Linked DNA regions of Homo sapiens: region 1 is linked to region 2. Evidence: chromatin loops called from intact Hi-C (ENCODE). Cell type or tissue: PC-9. All regions are shown on one strand.

Region 1 (8,000 bases), 890 kb before region 2:
CCTGGCCTGAGTACTTCGAAAAGAGGACTGATTTGCTAACTGAAAAGAGGACTAATTTGAAATTTCCCATATATTGGAAAGCCTTGCACATAGATCTAAGATTTTGACAAAAACATGCATAAAGTAGATTTTTATTTTAAAAAATATCACCTTGGGAAAGGCTTATTATAATTCAACAATATTACAATTGTTCTCAACCCTGTGTTTATTGGAATAAAAAAATCCCTCTATAGGAAAGATTAACATGTAAAATTAATACTCATAGTAATGAGTAATAAATCCCTTTGAAATTCAGTGTTTCCAAATCTTTGTGTTCTCCAAATTGAAGGAATGGTCAATAGTGGTTCTCATGAGGAGGGGGATTGTTCAGGGAAGATTTGGCAGTGTGGAGGTACTTTTGGTCACCACAACTAGGAATATACTACTGACATCTAGTGGTAGAAGCCAGGAATGCAGCAAAACATCCTACAATGAATACACAGGACAGTCCTCCCTCCCCTCCAGGAATTATCCAGCCCCCAATGTCAATAGTGCCAAAGGTGAGAGACCATTATATATGAATATGTAAATAAATAATAACAGAAAAATGGAGGAAACCTCCACTGATCCCATTAAGAGATTCATGTCAATGAATTTTATTGAAAAATGATCAATGTTTATGTTTTAATCATATATACTTATATTTTAAATGCTGTATCTTATGTTGTTTTGATTAACTATGTGATAATAATAAATGTATTAATAACACAAGCTACAGGAAAGTTTTTAAACTCTTAGAGTCTTGTGGTTGCAAGAATTTTTGAAAAGTAAATATTTACAATTTGATGCAGTTTTGTTTTAGGTAAGTAAAATAAGTTATCAATAAAAGATTTTCAAATATCAAATAATATAACTTTAAGATAAAATTGTCTGAGGAGAGCAGAATAGAAATTAAACCCCAAGGAAAAAAACAAATGATTGAAAATTCTCCCCTGTTAAAGAAGAGCATTTTTAGGGATTTTAATTAACTATAACAGGTGTCAAACTGTTATGATAATTAGCTTACATCGGAAAAGTTTAAAAGCGTGATGTTGCAGCTCTGTCTTTAAATATTTACATTTGGAATATGCCAGAAATTTCATTCTTTCCATCTAGTTAAAATTATGATGTCAAATTGTAGATGTAACTAAAATGTGCCGGGAGATGCACAGGTTGGCAAGATTCTTTTAGAGAGTATTCAGGTAAAAATGTTTGAATACCACTGTTGTACAGAGCTGATCCAATTCCCTAAAATCGAGCTCTCAGGAAGTTAATTAAGGTTCCCCCTTTAGCCATAGGGGCCTGCAGACAAGTGGGTGATAAATCCCTTCCCTTTTGAAGGTCATAAGCCCCTTTCTGTCTCTTGTAGCCTAAAAGCATTTTGAACATCAACTTTACAAATCCAAATAGTCATCATGATATTAAAAGCTTTTAAATAATAATTACAAAATTATTGGGTTAACTGAATAACATTTTCATGCAATGATATCAAAGCAAAAAGATTTTTGCATTGTCAGACTCAAAGAAGGATCCTTTTGTACGAAGAGAAATGATCCTATAACTGCTTTGTTGGATTCTTAATTTAAATATTCATTAAGTGAATTTAACATATACAGTTCATAATCCTCTTCCTTTGAGAAAGAAAAGAGGTCATTTATCTGAGACTAAGAGCTTTCCCTACTTAACAAAACCCAAGGGCTAGAAATCTGAAGATTTATTTCAAATTTTCTTAAGGGCAGTTGAATAATGTATAAGATATACAACACCAGATGGCAGTATTTCCATGTTCTAGGGCATACACACACACATACACACACACACACACACACACACACACACACACACGCACGCACACATACAGAGACATATATATATCTATATACAAGTAGACAAAAAACGGTGTTTCTATAGTGACCAATATCGGGCAGGCAGACTTTAAAATCAGTATGACAATAGGCACAGATATTTACATCAGAAATTTCTCTTTACACTTGAGATATGTGACTCATTTTTCCCATATAGTTCACTTAAAAACAGTTTATAATTATTATTTTTTTTCTTATTTACTAAGGCAGCAACACATAGGTAGGTAATCCATATAAATATTGACAAACAATGAAAAGAAAAATGAGGGAAAAAATTACCGAAATTGCCAAGCTAGCATATAATATCAGCAAATTATGGCTTAATTTAAAGGTTTTCTTTCTTTAAACAACAAACTGTGTAGCTTTACCTGAGCCTAATATACTTACATGAAAGACTAATATATAGATAAGGAGATGTAGTCATATACAAATTACATGAAAAATGTACATACACGTTAAAGAGAGGAAAACAATTTTTCTTTTCACGTATATTCCATAGTTGGTTGCAAAAATACAATTAGTTAACTTTTCAGAATTAACCTGAAAAAGTTTGTATCTGTGAAGCCAGTGAGATCTGTTACTTTGAAGTTGCATAAACTTTATAGGCTCTTAAAAAAAAAAAACAAAAAACCTCAATATCTTATTCAATTGCTTCCTTTCTAAGAAAAGGAATTATTCACCCACCTGGTTCTCAGTACTAAAAGAGGAAACCAGCATGAAATTGCCTAATCTAGCACATATTAAGCATAATAGGTGTTTATTAAAACAATAATCATTGATTAGTTATTATTGCTTGTTAATTAGGATTATCTTTAAAATGAGGATGTGGTGTATGAATCACTCAAGAAGAAGACCAACCCTAAGGAAATTAGGAATTTTCTAGCTCCCAAGTCCCCTCTTCCTATGCTTTGCTGCTCCGTCAGGTGGAATATCAAGCCAATTACACCGTGGGGTTTTTTTTTTTTTTTTGCCAATTTTGTACCCACTATTACTCTCATCAAGATTAGATTTTATACATTACTATTAACTTAAAAGAAAAATACATTACTATTAACTTAAAAGAAAGTTTTCTTTTAACACATATATATTGATGCCTGTTGTATCCCATTTAGTTTACAAGGCAAACATATACATTTTATTCCACTGTGCTCATCTGACAATCCAAAAACAGAGGATTCGACTAGGAAGTTTTGTGACTTAGGTCCCAGAGCAAATAAAGTGTAGATTCTGGGGGTTTCAGCAAAGGTCTGTCTCTTCCCTTGGTCCATGCACTCAGTAATGCTCCAGGCTACCCTGGACAAATCTTTCCTTGTTAGAAGAAACACAAACACCAGCAGAGCAGAGAAGTTTTGTAGAAGGCACACACCATGACAGCAGTCAGGGGCCCTGAAAAAAAGCGACCATAATCCAATACACTCCCGCTCCTCTTCTGGGTTTCTCCATCCTACTCAGGCTTCAAACATGCATCTTTTCACTGTCCCTGGAGCATATTTTCAAATCATTTGGACAGATGGGTTGCTTAGGCTTTGAGTTCCCTATTTATGTGGGGTGTTCAGAATGGAGTATTGGCGTGGAATTTACAGGCACTGATTTCTTCTAGCCCTTGTCATCACCATCATCGTCATCATCATCATCATCACCATCATCATCATCATCATCAAGATCTCAGATTAAGCGTTTCCTCCCTGTAAGTTTCTTCTCAATTTCTGACACTAACTCCAAAGACCATGCATGTGCCAGACTGCCCTGATGATGGTTGTACAGGGTTGATCCAATTCCCTTAAAATGGACTCTCAGGCAATTCAGGTTCCTGCTTTAGCCATAGGGGCCTGCAGACACATGGGTGATAAATCCCTTCCCTTTTGAAGGCCATAAGCCCTTTTCTGTCTCTTGTAGCTGAAAAGCATTTTGAACACCAACTTTACAAATGCAAATAGTCATTCATGATATTAAAAGCTTTTAAATAATAATTTCAAAATTGTTGGGCTAACTGAATAACATTTTCGTGCAATGAGATCAAAGCAAAAAAAATTTTGCAGTGTCAGACTTAAAGAAGGATCCTTTTGTATGAAGAGAAATGATCTTGTAACTGCTTTGTTGGATTCTTAATTCAAATATTCATTAATTGAATGTAACATATACGGTATTTAGAATCCTCTTCCTTTGAGAAACAAAAGAACACATTTATCTGAGACTAAGAGCTTTCCCTGCTTAGCAAAACCCGAGGGCTAGAAATCTGAAGATTTATTTCAAATTTTCTCAAGGGCAGTTGAATAATGTTTAAGATATAACACCAGATGGCAGTATTTCCATGTTCTAGATCACACACACACACACACACACACACACACACACACACACACGTGTGTGTGTGTGTATATATATATATACATATATATAATATATTTGTATATATATATGTATATACACAAGTAGACAAAAAACAGTGTTTCTATAGTGACCAATGTCGGGCAGGGAGACTTTAAAATCAGTATTGACAATAGACACAGATATTTACATCAGAAATTTATCTTTATACTTGAGATATGTGACTCATTTTTCCCATATAGTTCACTTAAAAAACAGTTCACAATTATTATTATTTTTCTTATTTACTGAAGCAGCAACACATAGGTAGGTAACCCATATAAATATTGACAAACAATGAAAAGAAAAAATGAGCAAAATTTGGCGAAATTGCCAAACTAGCATATAATATCAGCAAATTATGGCTCAATTTAAAGGCTTTCTTTATTTAAATAAAAAACTATGTAGCTTTACCTGAGCCTAATATACTTACATGAATGACTAATATATACATAAGGACATGTAGTCATATACATATTACATGAAAAATGTACATACACGTTTAAGAAAGGAAAACAAATTTTCTTTTCATATATACTCCATAATTCGTTGCAAAAATACACTTAGTTAACTTTTCAGAATTAATCTGAAAAAGTTTGTATCTGTGAAGCCAGTGAGGTCTGTTACTTTGAAGTTGTAGAAACTTTATAGGCTCTTTAAAAAACCCTCAGTGCCTCATTCAATTGCTTCTTTTCTAAGAAAAGGTATAATTTCACCCACTTGGTTCTCAGTAGTAAAAGAGGAAGCCAGCATGAAATTGCCTAATCTTGCACATATGAAGCATAGTAGGTGCTTATTAAAAAATCATTGATTAGTTATTATTGCTTGTTAATTAAGATTATCTTAAAATGAGGATGTGGTGTATGAATCATTCAAGAAGAAGCCCAACCCTAAGGAAATTAGGAACTTTCTAGCTCCCAAGTCCCCTCTTCCTATGCTTTGCTGCTCCGTCAGATGGAATATCAAGCCAATTATACCTTATTTTTTTGCCAATTTTGTACTGACTATTAGTCTCATCAAGATTAGATTTTATACATTACTATTAAATAAAAGAAAAAAGTATTCTTTTAGCACACATATATTGATGCCTGTTGTATCCCATTTCGTGTACAAAGCAAACATACACATTTTATTCCATTGTGCTTATCTGACAATCCAAAAACAGAGGATTTGACTACGAAGTTTTGTGATTTAGGTCCCAGAACAAGCAAAGTGTAGATTCTGGGGGTTTCAGCAAAGGTCTGTCTCTTCCCTTGGTCCATGCACTCGGTAATGCTCCAGGCTACCCTGGACAAATCTTTCCTTGTTAGAAGAAACACAAATACCAGCTGAGCAGAGAAGTTTTGTAGAAGGCACACCCCACTGCAGCAGTCAGGGGCCCTGAAAAGATGAGACCATAATCCAATACATTCACTCTCCTTTTCTGGGCTTCTCCATCCTACTCAGGCTTCAAACCTGCATCCTTTCACTGTCCCTGGAGCACATTCTCAATTCATTTGGACAGATGGGTTGGTTAGGCTTTGAGTTCCCTATTTATTTGGGGTGTTCAGAATGGAGTATTGGCGTGGAATTTACAGGCACTGATTTCTTCTAGTCTTTGTCATCACCATCATCACCATCACCATCACCATCATCATCATCATCATCATCATCATCACCATCACCATTGTCATCATCCCATCATTACCATCATTACCACCATCATCATCATCATCACCATCACCATTATCATCGTCATCAGGATCTCAGATTAAGTGTTCCCTCCATGTAAGTCTCTTCCCAATTCTTGACACTAACTCCAAAGATCATGTATGTCTCAGAATGCCCTGGTGATGGCGCTGCAGATATTTAAACCCCAAAACTGGCCTTCAGCAGGCAGAGCCGACTCCTCCAGCCTTTGGAACACATGGTATGTTCCTTTAAATGCAGACTTGTTTGCTGAGCTCCCACAAGGCAGATCTCAGCGGCACTCACCCAAATGCCATCCTAGACAAAGGGTCATATTTTATCCCTTTTATCAGACTCTCAAGGAGTCTAGAGTCAGTCAAATAAAGCCAAGCTGGCTGCTTCCAATCAATGACCCAGAATCCCAGCACTTTCTCACCCACGGCACTGTTAGGAGCTTCAGATAAAAAGCCCACATCACTCCCCTCTGCTGCTACTTGGTTCTTAGGTGATGTTTTGTGGTTTCCTGCACCTGAGATAGTTTTGGTGTCCTAGTTAGTGTGTGGATTTTTGGATGAGCACATATAGAGCACATGCTCGTGAGTACACACAGCCTATAATGACTGAGTTATGAGATTGTTCTGCAGAGACCAGAGGGCCCAGCCAGTCCTTTCTGCTTCTGCTATTGAGAACTTCAGGAACTGCTTGCAGGACTGAGTGGAGAACTGATGGCCTCTCTGAGACCCTAATTCTGGACAAGGCATCATGTACTTACCGCAAGGAAACTCTGGCCCTGGGCTGCAGGCAATGGATGTCTCCTCCAGACTTCCCTCTCCTTCCTATTTGACTTCTGTAGCTTTCAGGTACCTTTGCTATTTTCCCTTGGCCGCTTCCCATTCTCTTTATTTAAGTACATCTTAAAGGATTTATCGAAATCAATACAGTGTCAATGTATATACAATAAGAGAGTAAAAATATTTGGGGCGGACTGTAACTCCTGACACCATTTTATTTGACTTCGTTAGCATGATACTGGCAACCTGGCATTTGACAGCCTCCTTTAGAATGAATCACCTAAACACTTGTCAAACATTGACCTGAAAGTTGCCCAAACATTTGTCTAAACATTGCCAAATATTAGATTACGTGACAGGGGTCTCTGTTTCCCTTCCGAATTGTGCCATTAAACTGCCATTTGAACTGGAAAGTTCCAGTTCAGTGTCTCAGAAAATGTCTGTTTGCTGCCTACTTCAGGTTTAGCAGCACAGAATTAATTTGCTGTTGATAGTATTCCTTGGAAAAAGATGCTGTATAAGCGTATCGGCCATGTAATTCCAACGTGAGCCTATACCAAGTCTCAGATTCAAATAATGTTCTCTGTAAATAAGCTCTTTCTTGAGTTTGCCATTGTCTAGCCTTTAAATAAATTACTGGCATCATGTCTCCAGTTTGAAAACATACAGTGCAACTAGAAGGATGTTTCTTCACTTTCATGCATCTTTGCAAGAAGTTCTCACCATAACAAACTGTGTGGTCTGCGTCATTCCCAAAAATTCCTGGAGATTCCTTCTTATTTTGTCTCACATTTGATTCCCACTCTTCCCTTCATCACCAGAGGATGATAAAATGGAGAAAACATGATCTTAGAATTCAGAAACAAGTGCAAGCCATTATTAAAAGTGGAAACATATTTTTTAAAGAAACTGTATTGTTACGGAAATTCTCAAACCTAGCCCCACATAGAAAGGACAGGGTAACAAACCTCCTGGTACTCTGCCCAGTGCATTCAGCATCAACATTTTTCATATGTCCTACCCATCTAGTTTTCCTTTAGTGGAGCATTTTATTTATTTATTTATTTATTTATTTTTGTGACAGAGTCTTGCTCTGTCGCCCAGGCTGGCATGCAGTGGCACAATCTCTGTTTCATGCAACCTCTGCTTCCCAGGTTCAAGCGATTCTCCCACTTCAGCCTCCCAAGTAGCTGGGATTACAGGCACACAGCGCCATGCCCTGCTAATTTTTGGATTTTTAGCAGAGACAGGGTTTCACCATGTGGACCAGGCTGGTCTCGAACTCCTGACC
Region 2 (8,000 bases):
ACTCGTCTCTGCAAAAAAAAAAAAAAATTTAAATTAGCTAGGCGTGATGGCATGCGCTATTCAGAAGGCTGAGGTGGGTGGATCCCTTGAGCCCAGGAATTCTAGGCTGCGTTGAGCCATGATCGCACCACTACACTCCAGCCTGGGTGACAGAGCAGGCCCTGTCTCTAGAATAAATAAATAAGTAAACTAAAGAGGCTTCTTGATTGTGCTGTTCATTGTTGTAAATCCATGGAGCTGTGCAACAGTGAGTAACTCCAGATGTCCTCCCTCCCTACTGCAGCCCCTGCCCTTGATGTGGACTGGCAGAACAACACGACCTTTGCCTCCTGTAGCACAGACATGTGTATCCATGTGTGCAGGCTCGGCTGTGACCGCCCAGTCAAAACCTTCCAGGGACACACAGTAAGTGAGAGCTCTTGTCACTGGTCTCGAGTTTGTGAGAATGTGATGTGGGAGCCGATTCTTGTGTGCCTAGAATTAAAAGCTACTGCAGCAGCAGACCAGCTCTAATGTGCCCCTTGGCTATTTGAGCTGTCATGGTTACCCCATGGTAACCATGGTGGTTGGATTGACTCAGTTTGGGGTTGGCAGTGAGAACAGTTCACTCAGAAATGACCTAGATGGTGGATTTGGCAACAAAGCCTTTAAGGTAGCCATGAGAAACATGTAGAGGACATCAAGGAAAGGATGCTCACAATAAATGAATAGACGGGGCACATCTGCAGTGAATAGAAAAAAAAATCATTAAAAAACAAATGGAGACTAAGTGTGGTGGCTTATGCCTATAATCCCAGCACTTTGGGAGTCTGAGGCCAGAGGATTGCTTGAGGCCAGGAGTTTGAGGCCAGCCTGAGCAACATAGCAAGACTCTGTCTCTACAAAAAATTTTAAAAAGTAGCTGCGTATGGTGATGCACACCTGTAGTCACATCCCAGGAGCTGAAGGCTGCAGTGAGTTACAGTAGCACCACTGCACTCCAGCCTAGGCAACAGAGCAAGACCTTGTCTCTTTAAAAAAAAAAAAAAAAAAAAGAAAAGAAATTGAGAACTGAGAAATATAATGTCTGAAATGAAAGTCTTAATAGGTGGGTGTATTAGGCAGTTCTCAATTCTCTCATTGCTCTAAAGAAATACCTGAGACTGGGTAATTGATAAGACAGGAGGTTTAACTGGCTCACAGTTCCTTAGGCTATACAGGAAGCATGGCAGCATCTGCTTCTGGGGAGGCTTCAGGAGGCTTCCAACCATGGCAGGAGGTGAAGCAGGAGCAGGCACCTCACATGGCCAGAGCAGGGGCAAGAGGTGGGAGGAGTGGGGGGGGTGTCACATACTTTTAAAGGACAAAAACTCACGAAGACAGCAAGCCACGAGGGATCTGCCCCCATGATCCGGACACCTCCCACGAGGCCCCACCTCTGCATCAGGGATGACAGTTCCACCTGAGATTTGGGTGGGGACACCGATCCTAAACCACATCCGTGGATTTACCAGCAGATGGGAGATTGCGGAAGTAAGGTTAGAGAGCATAGAAATTGGCCAATTTGAAGAACAGATAAAAGATCGAAAAAATGCATAAAGGCTTAATGGCTTATGGAACAATATCAGAGACCCTAAACCTATATGCGTGATGGGGAGAGAAGAAAGAATGGAACAGAAAAATCATTTGAGGCAGTAACAGCCAAGTTTTCCTAAATTTGGTGGAAAACATCAACATTTAATCCAAGAAGCTCAGCAAATTTCAAGCAGAACAAATATAAACAGAACCACACAAACAGAACAGACCATATCCACCTAGGCATATGGCCATCAAACACCAGAATCAATGACAGAGAAAATCCTAAAGGCAAGCAGAGGCTGACAAATCCATTATATACCAGGGAACAACAATGGGAACAACAGCTGACTTAGCAAATTCCTTAGTTTGGCCTCTGAGGCGCTTCCCGGTCTTTCACCAAATCTCCCTCAGATTAGCCAATTTCTATGGTCTCTAACCTTCTGCAATCTCCAGTCTGCTGGTAAACCCATTTACTAGCCTCGACCTCCTGGGCTAGTGTCCAAAAATTCCCTGTGCCTCTGTCCTCCTAAAGACACGTGCAGCCAAGCACCTTGCCCCGCGCTGAGCCCTGCCTGGAATGCTCCCTGCCTTAGACCCCCACAGCAGCTCTCGGTCCAAAACAGAATCCTCCCCAGTCTCCAGGCCCATTCACGTATCCTCTGCACGCCCTGGGGAGGATTCACGGCACCCCCTGAGCTCCTACTGCCCACATGAATGCCACAGCCCTGGCAGTAGCTGCTGGCCTGCGTGTCTGCCTCTCCCAGAAAACGCAGAGTGCATCAATGCTGGGACCATGGCATCTTGCCTTTCTCTCACCAGCACCCAGGATATCTCTGTGGTGGGGCAGGGTGGGGGTCCCTTGTTAAAGCAGGAGAGGATGGTCACAGTCCCTGGAGATTTGCCATTGTGCCACTAACTTAACTGATGTAAATTCCCTTGTCCTGATTCCCCTAATGCCCACCTCTCCCCACCCCTGGCCCAGGGGTCCCTGTCCCAAAGGAAGGCGCTTTTAGAGCACAGGCACCTATCGTCCTGTTAACATCTGTTTGGCTCCAAACTGACTCTCTTCTCCCGGTCTAAACTTATTTCTCCTCTAACCCTGGACTATCCACAAGTTTTTAATAGAGCTGTACACACTATCTGCAGTTCCCAGGTGTCCTGCCCAGGACCTTGCCACCAGCACAGGCCTTGGCCCTTTAAGTGGGTCTTAATGTGGCTGATGGCCCTGAACAAAGCTCCAGCTCAGTGGGGTTGAGTGGAGACCCATGAGCCGGCTCTGGAGGCGGCCCAGGAACCGGGGCTTGCATTGCAGAGCTAGGGATCCGCTCCCAGGAAGTTATTTGTTCCTTTGCATGGGCTTGGCTAGGGACAGCCAGTGGTGACCAGCTCTACATTCCTGGGCCCATGAGTTTTCCTCTGAACAGCTGCAGTCAGAGCCACCCTTGCTGGCCTTGCATACACATTCACACTCATAGACACCCATGCGTGTGCACACTCACAACCCTCAGCCCCCTCTCCAGTCGGCCCCCTCCACCCTCCCGGGCTCTCGCAGCAGCCTGCCCCTGGGCCGCGAAACTTCTTCCTCCTCCCTTTCCTGGGCCACGTGTGCCTCATGGAACACAGATGTGGCCTTGTCACTGTCCAGTTCACACCCTTCAAAACTCCATGTTCTTAGAAAGCAACCTGACCATACAGTTAATCCAAACCGGAGCCCTTAGGAGTATGAAATTTAGAAAATTCATTATGAGTGTGTCATTAGTTAATTGTTAGGCCGGGACAGCAGGTGTCACATGGTGGGACTGGACTGGACATATGGGGCCCTATAGTCACCCCTGAGGGAGCCCCAAGCTGGTACGCCATGTCCCCTCATTTCTCCTGGGTAGGCTGTTCCCCAGCTGAACCTTTGCCACAGGTGGTTCTTTTACACATGCCTGTCCCGGTAGTGTCCCCGTCTCCCTTGGCCCCTGGGTACATTCATTCACCTTTATCCTCCAGGGTTTAGCCTCGTGGTCCCCAGGTGTCCTGAGCCTGTGCTTTTCGCTACCTGGCTGTGCCGATCACGAGCCCCCAGCCAGGATTTTGCCTGTGTCATGTGTGTTTGTGCCACTCAGCATTTGCCTCTCACTTGTGTTGCACATGTGTGCCTGCCTGTGTGTGCATTTGGGTCGCCCATCTTCCACCTGGATCAGCCCTTACCCCGCTTGAACTCCGTAATAGGTGAGGGTTCACTTCTCATGTTTACCCCTCCCTCCGCCTCCACTCACCTGCAGGAGAGAAATACCTTCTAATGGGTGTGGACACTGGAGGAACTGTTACATTAAAAGTGCATAAGAGGCCTGGCATGGTGGCTCACGCCTGTAATCCCAGCACTTTGGGAGGTCGAGGTGGGAGGATCACTTGAGCCCAAGAGTTCAAGACCAGCTTGGGCAAAAATCCCAAAAAAAAAAAAAAAAAAAAAGGGCATGGTGGTGCCTGCCTGTAGTCCCAGCTACTTGGGAGGGTGAGGCAAGAGGATTGCTTGAGTTTAAGAGGTACATGCTGCAAGGACCTGTGATCCTGCCACTGCACTCCAGCCCGGGAGACAGAGTGAGACCCTGTCTGAAAAAGAAAAGTGCATAGGAAAGTGATTTTCAAAGGCCAATTTAAAAAGTAACTGGTTTTACTGGTTTTATTTGCTGCGTTTTATGGTATGTGATTTCTTCACTTGCCTTCCTTCCTAGCAGGGAAGGTTTTTTTCTTAATGAAGTATGGATGAGAGTGGCTGGTGTTGTGTGGTATAGGGCTGTGGTTTTATATAAATGAAAAAGGCAAAGTGAGAAAAAGAGGAAACTAGATGGCTGGTTGGGCTGTGCCCTTTGATGTCAGGCTGAAGCCGAAGACCTTCTGCAGCGCCGGTGGCGCGCTGCTGCCCCCTGCTGGAAGGTGACCTCATCTACTCACAGGCCCTGATGTCTTTTTCACACTCTTCTGCTCTCTTTCAGAACGAGGTCAACGCCATCAAATGGGATCCGTCTGGAATGTTGCTGGCATCCTGCTCGGATGACATGACATTGAAGGTAGAGTCGGCATGGCAAGGGGTGGGCTGTTTAATCCTAGACAACCCCGGGCACTTGATGCCAGTCTCACGGTCACTCTTACATGAGGATTATTTATTACTGACCACCCTCCCTTCCTCTGTCATCCGGTGAGCTACGATTTCTCAGTCATAGTCCCACTGAGAATCGCAGCCTCCCTGCAGCCTTTCTCACCACTGTGCACCCTCCACCCTGCCCTGGGCCCCGTGTGCACCCCCGGGAGGAATGATTCCACATCGTTCCCGGATGCAGGAATGGCTTTTGCTCATGTTGTGTCTGGTGTGTTCTGTAGATCTGGAGCATGAAACAGGAGGTGTGCATCCATGATCTTCAGGCTCACAATAAAGAGATCTACACCATCAAGTGGAGCCCCACTGGGCCCGCCACCAGCAACCCAAACTCCAACATCATGTTGGCAAGGTAAGGGCAGGCAACACAGCTGGCACAGCTCGGTGTTACACAAAGACAACAGGAAATTCTGCTAAAGCGCGTCCATGCACGTGTGTTGAAGCCCTTCAGAGGAAGCAAAGCGGTAGCTCACTTTGAAGGGGCCAGGATAGAATTACCGAGTAACACCTGCCTTTGAGGTAAGGATGGTTTTGAGTCAGGCACAGTGGCTTACGCCTATAATCTCAGCACCCTGGGAGGCCAAGGCAGGACGATGGCTTGAGCCCAAGAGTTCAACATCAGCCTGGGCAACATGGTGAAACCCCATCTCTACAAAAACTTAGCCAGGCGTGGTGACGTGTGCCTGTAGTCCCAGCTACTCAGGAGGCTGAGGCAGGAGGATGGCTTGAGCCCAGGAGATTGAGGCTGCAGTGCGCGGTGATCACACCACTGCACTCCAGCCTGGGTGACAGAGCAAGACCATGTCTCAAAAAAAAAAAAAAAAAAAACAGAAGAAGAAAAAAAACCACCCAACATGACTGCAGAGCCACAGTTGAGGGACAGCAAGCCAGGCAGCACCAACTCCTGTTGACGGTGCTCGAATTAAGGTCATCTCTTAGAGAGGACAGGATGGAATTCCTGCATCCACTGAGAGACGGAACCAAAAAAACAAAGAACACATAGGCCGTAATTCTCATATTTCAAGTAATTGTCATAAAATCCACTTAAAGTACTGTGATATAGTGTGATATAGTACTACACACTCGAGTTGTTTTGTGATGACTCAGAAGGTGCTTTTGCGTCGCGTGGTACTATTAGGAGCATAAATTATCCTTTTAGTCAGCAAGTATAAAAGGGGCATCCCGGTACCTAATGGGTCCCTGTTGAAAGAAAGCAAGCCAGACAATAGCTTTGTGATAGATATTACTGTTCTAAGTTTGAAAATAACTAAAATTTGCAGCTTTCAATAATGTGATTACGTATGTGGATGTGATTGTATTTTAATTCTTGTTTGATTAAAATTTATTTTCTATTTAGAGACAGGGTCTCCCTATGTTACCCAGGCTGGTCTTGAACTCCTGGCTTCAAGTGATCCTCCCACCTTGGCCTCCCAAAGTACTAGGATTACAGGCATGATCTACTGTACCTGGCCTAAAAAGTTTTTTAAATGTTTATTCACTTAATTTGCTATTTTTCCAAATATGGCTGTCTGTATTAATTTAGTTGGTAATAATAGATGTCATGTTTTAAATTGTAGGGGCATTTTAGGAAACTTGATAAATATTCTACAAAAATATTTACCATTTACGTCTATAGGAAACATAGAAACAGGGCTGGGCGCAGTGGCTTACACCTGTAATCCCAACAGTTTGGTAGGGTGAGGCAGGAGGATCTCTTGAGCCCAGAGGTTCAAGACCAGCCTGGGCAACACAGTGAAACCCCGTCTCTACAAAAAATAAAAAAATAAAAATTAGCCGGGTGTGGACCTATGGTTGCAGCTTCTCTGCTGAGGCTGAGGCGGGAGGATCACTTGAGCCCAGGAGTTCGAGGCTGCAGTGAGTCATGATCACGCCACTGCACTCCAGCCTGGGCAACACAGTAAGACCCCATCTCAAAAAAAAAAAAAAAGGTGCAGAAACAAATGTAGATATCAAATTGTTTCCCTAATAAGACCATTAAAGCTTTTTTTCTGTTTAATGACTATGGCTTTGTTTTTAATACTTGTAAGTAGTTACAGTTTAGAAGACAAAAAGCTTTTTAGTTATTATCTTTTGAAACGTAAAAGCTGGGAAAAACAACTCCTGGAGATCTGATACACATTATGGAGAACTGTTTGAAACCACCGTGTGTATGTGATTTTGCTTTCTCTCCCACCTTGCTAGTGCTTCGTTTGATTCTACGGTGCGACTGTGGGACATAGAACGAGGCGTCTGCACCCACACGCTCACGAAGCATCAGGAGCCTGTCTATAGCGTAGCTTTCAGCCCTGATGGGAAGTACTTGGCCAGTGGATCCTTCGACAAGTGCGTCCATATCTGGAATACTCAGGTAAGCTCCCGACCCCTACACCAAATCCTTTTAGTAAGGGATGCCCAAATAGCCACGACTCCAGTGCCCTTGGCTCAGAGCAGTGCCCCGGAGGGAGTTGAGCAAGCTCAGGCTCCCCGGGCAGACCCAGTGGATGCTGTCCACGTGCACCCCACGTGGGCTGTCAGCTCTTCCCCCACCAGACACCTCCGGCAGCTCCCCTCCCTGAGGAAGGGCGTCGTGTCCACCGTAATCATGGCTCTTGGCCATTTGATTCCAAACCCTCACCTTGGCACACGTTCTTCCTTGAAGGAGCCGCTGTCTTCTGTTCACTTTTCTGAGTCCATGGCACGAAACCTTCCACCTGCCTCTTCCTCTTCTTAGCAGTTATCACCGAAGTGCTGCTCTCTAGATACTGAGGTTAGAAGGTGGGAGTGGGGGACCAGCTAACGGGGTCAAGGCCACACCAGCTCCTGCAGCTCCCTTACGGAGCAGACCAGGGAGTGGGAAGGAATGTGCTCTTGCTGTTGTCATGCCACTTCAATTTTTCTTTTCTGTTTTGTTTTGTTGTTGTTGTTTTTTGTTTTTGTTTTTGTTTTTGAGACGGAGTCTCACTCTGTCACCCAGGCTGGAGTGCAGTGGCGCGATCTTGGCTCACTGCAACCTCTGCCTCCCAGATTCAAGCAAGTCTCCTGCCTCAGCCTCCTGAATAGCTGGAATTACAGGCACCCGCCATCATGCCCAGCTTATTTTTGTATTTTTAGTAGAGACAGGGTTTCACATGTTGGCCAGGATGGTCTTGAACTCCTGACCTCAGGTGATCCGCCCACTTTTGCCTCCCAAAGTGCTGGGATTACAGGTGTGAGCCACCGTGCCTAGCCTCAATTTTTCAAATCAAAGTAGGTTCTGTTTGAGGACATAAGGTATGTCAATATTGGGTTGTCCTTTTAGCAG

The links. Hi-C counts contacts between places; a loop is a spot of excess contacts. Peaks named below come from ENCODE experiments on the same cell type or tissue, not always from the same donor. Only the 100,000 strongest peaks of a DNase experiment are listed, where the experiment ranks them.
Region 1: a loop joins it to region 2, with 13 times the contacts of the local background. A loop is called at or near these places in 46 of 110 quality-filtered maps.

The regions. Positions count from the first base shown.
Region 1 is chrX:8,815,200-8,823,199 of GRCh38, forward strand. No RefSeq gene overlaps it. Among named protein-coding and RNA genes, the nearest start is that of FAM9A, 18 kb to the left of the region's middle. In PC-9, CTCF peaks have their summits at 445 (motif pointing left), 1,796 (motif pointing right), 2,000, 4,178 (motif pointing right) and 2 weaker places; no DNase peak of the experiment used is centred here.
Region 2 is chrX:9,704,710-9,712,709 of GRCh38, forward strand. TBL1X (transducin beta like 1 X-linked) reads left to right here. Exons shown (of 18, transcript NM_005647.4): 13 at 284-405; 14 at 4,539-4,613; 15 at 4,924-5,051; 16 at 6,902-7,067. Among named protein-coding and RNA genes, the nearest start is that of GPR143, 57 kb to the right of the region's middle. RefSeq lists enhancers at 3,050-3,707, 3,708-4,364. In PC-9, CTCF peaks have their summits at 4,485 (motif pointing left) and 4,687; a DNase peak (open chromatin) is centred at 4,322; H3K27ac peaks cover 412 bases.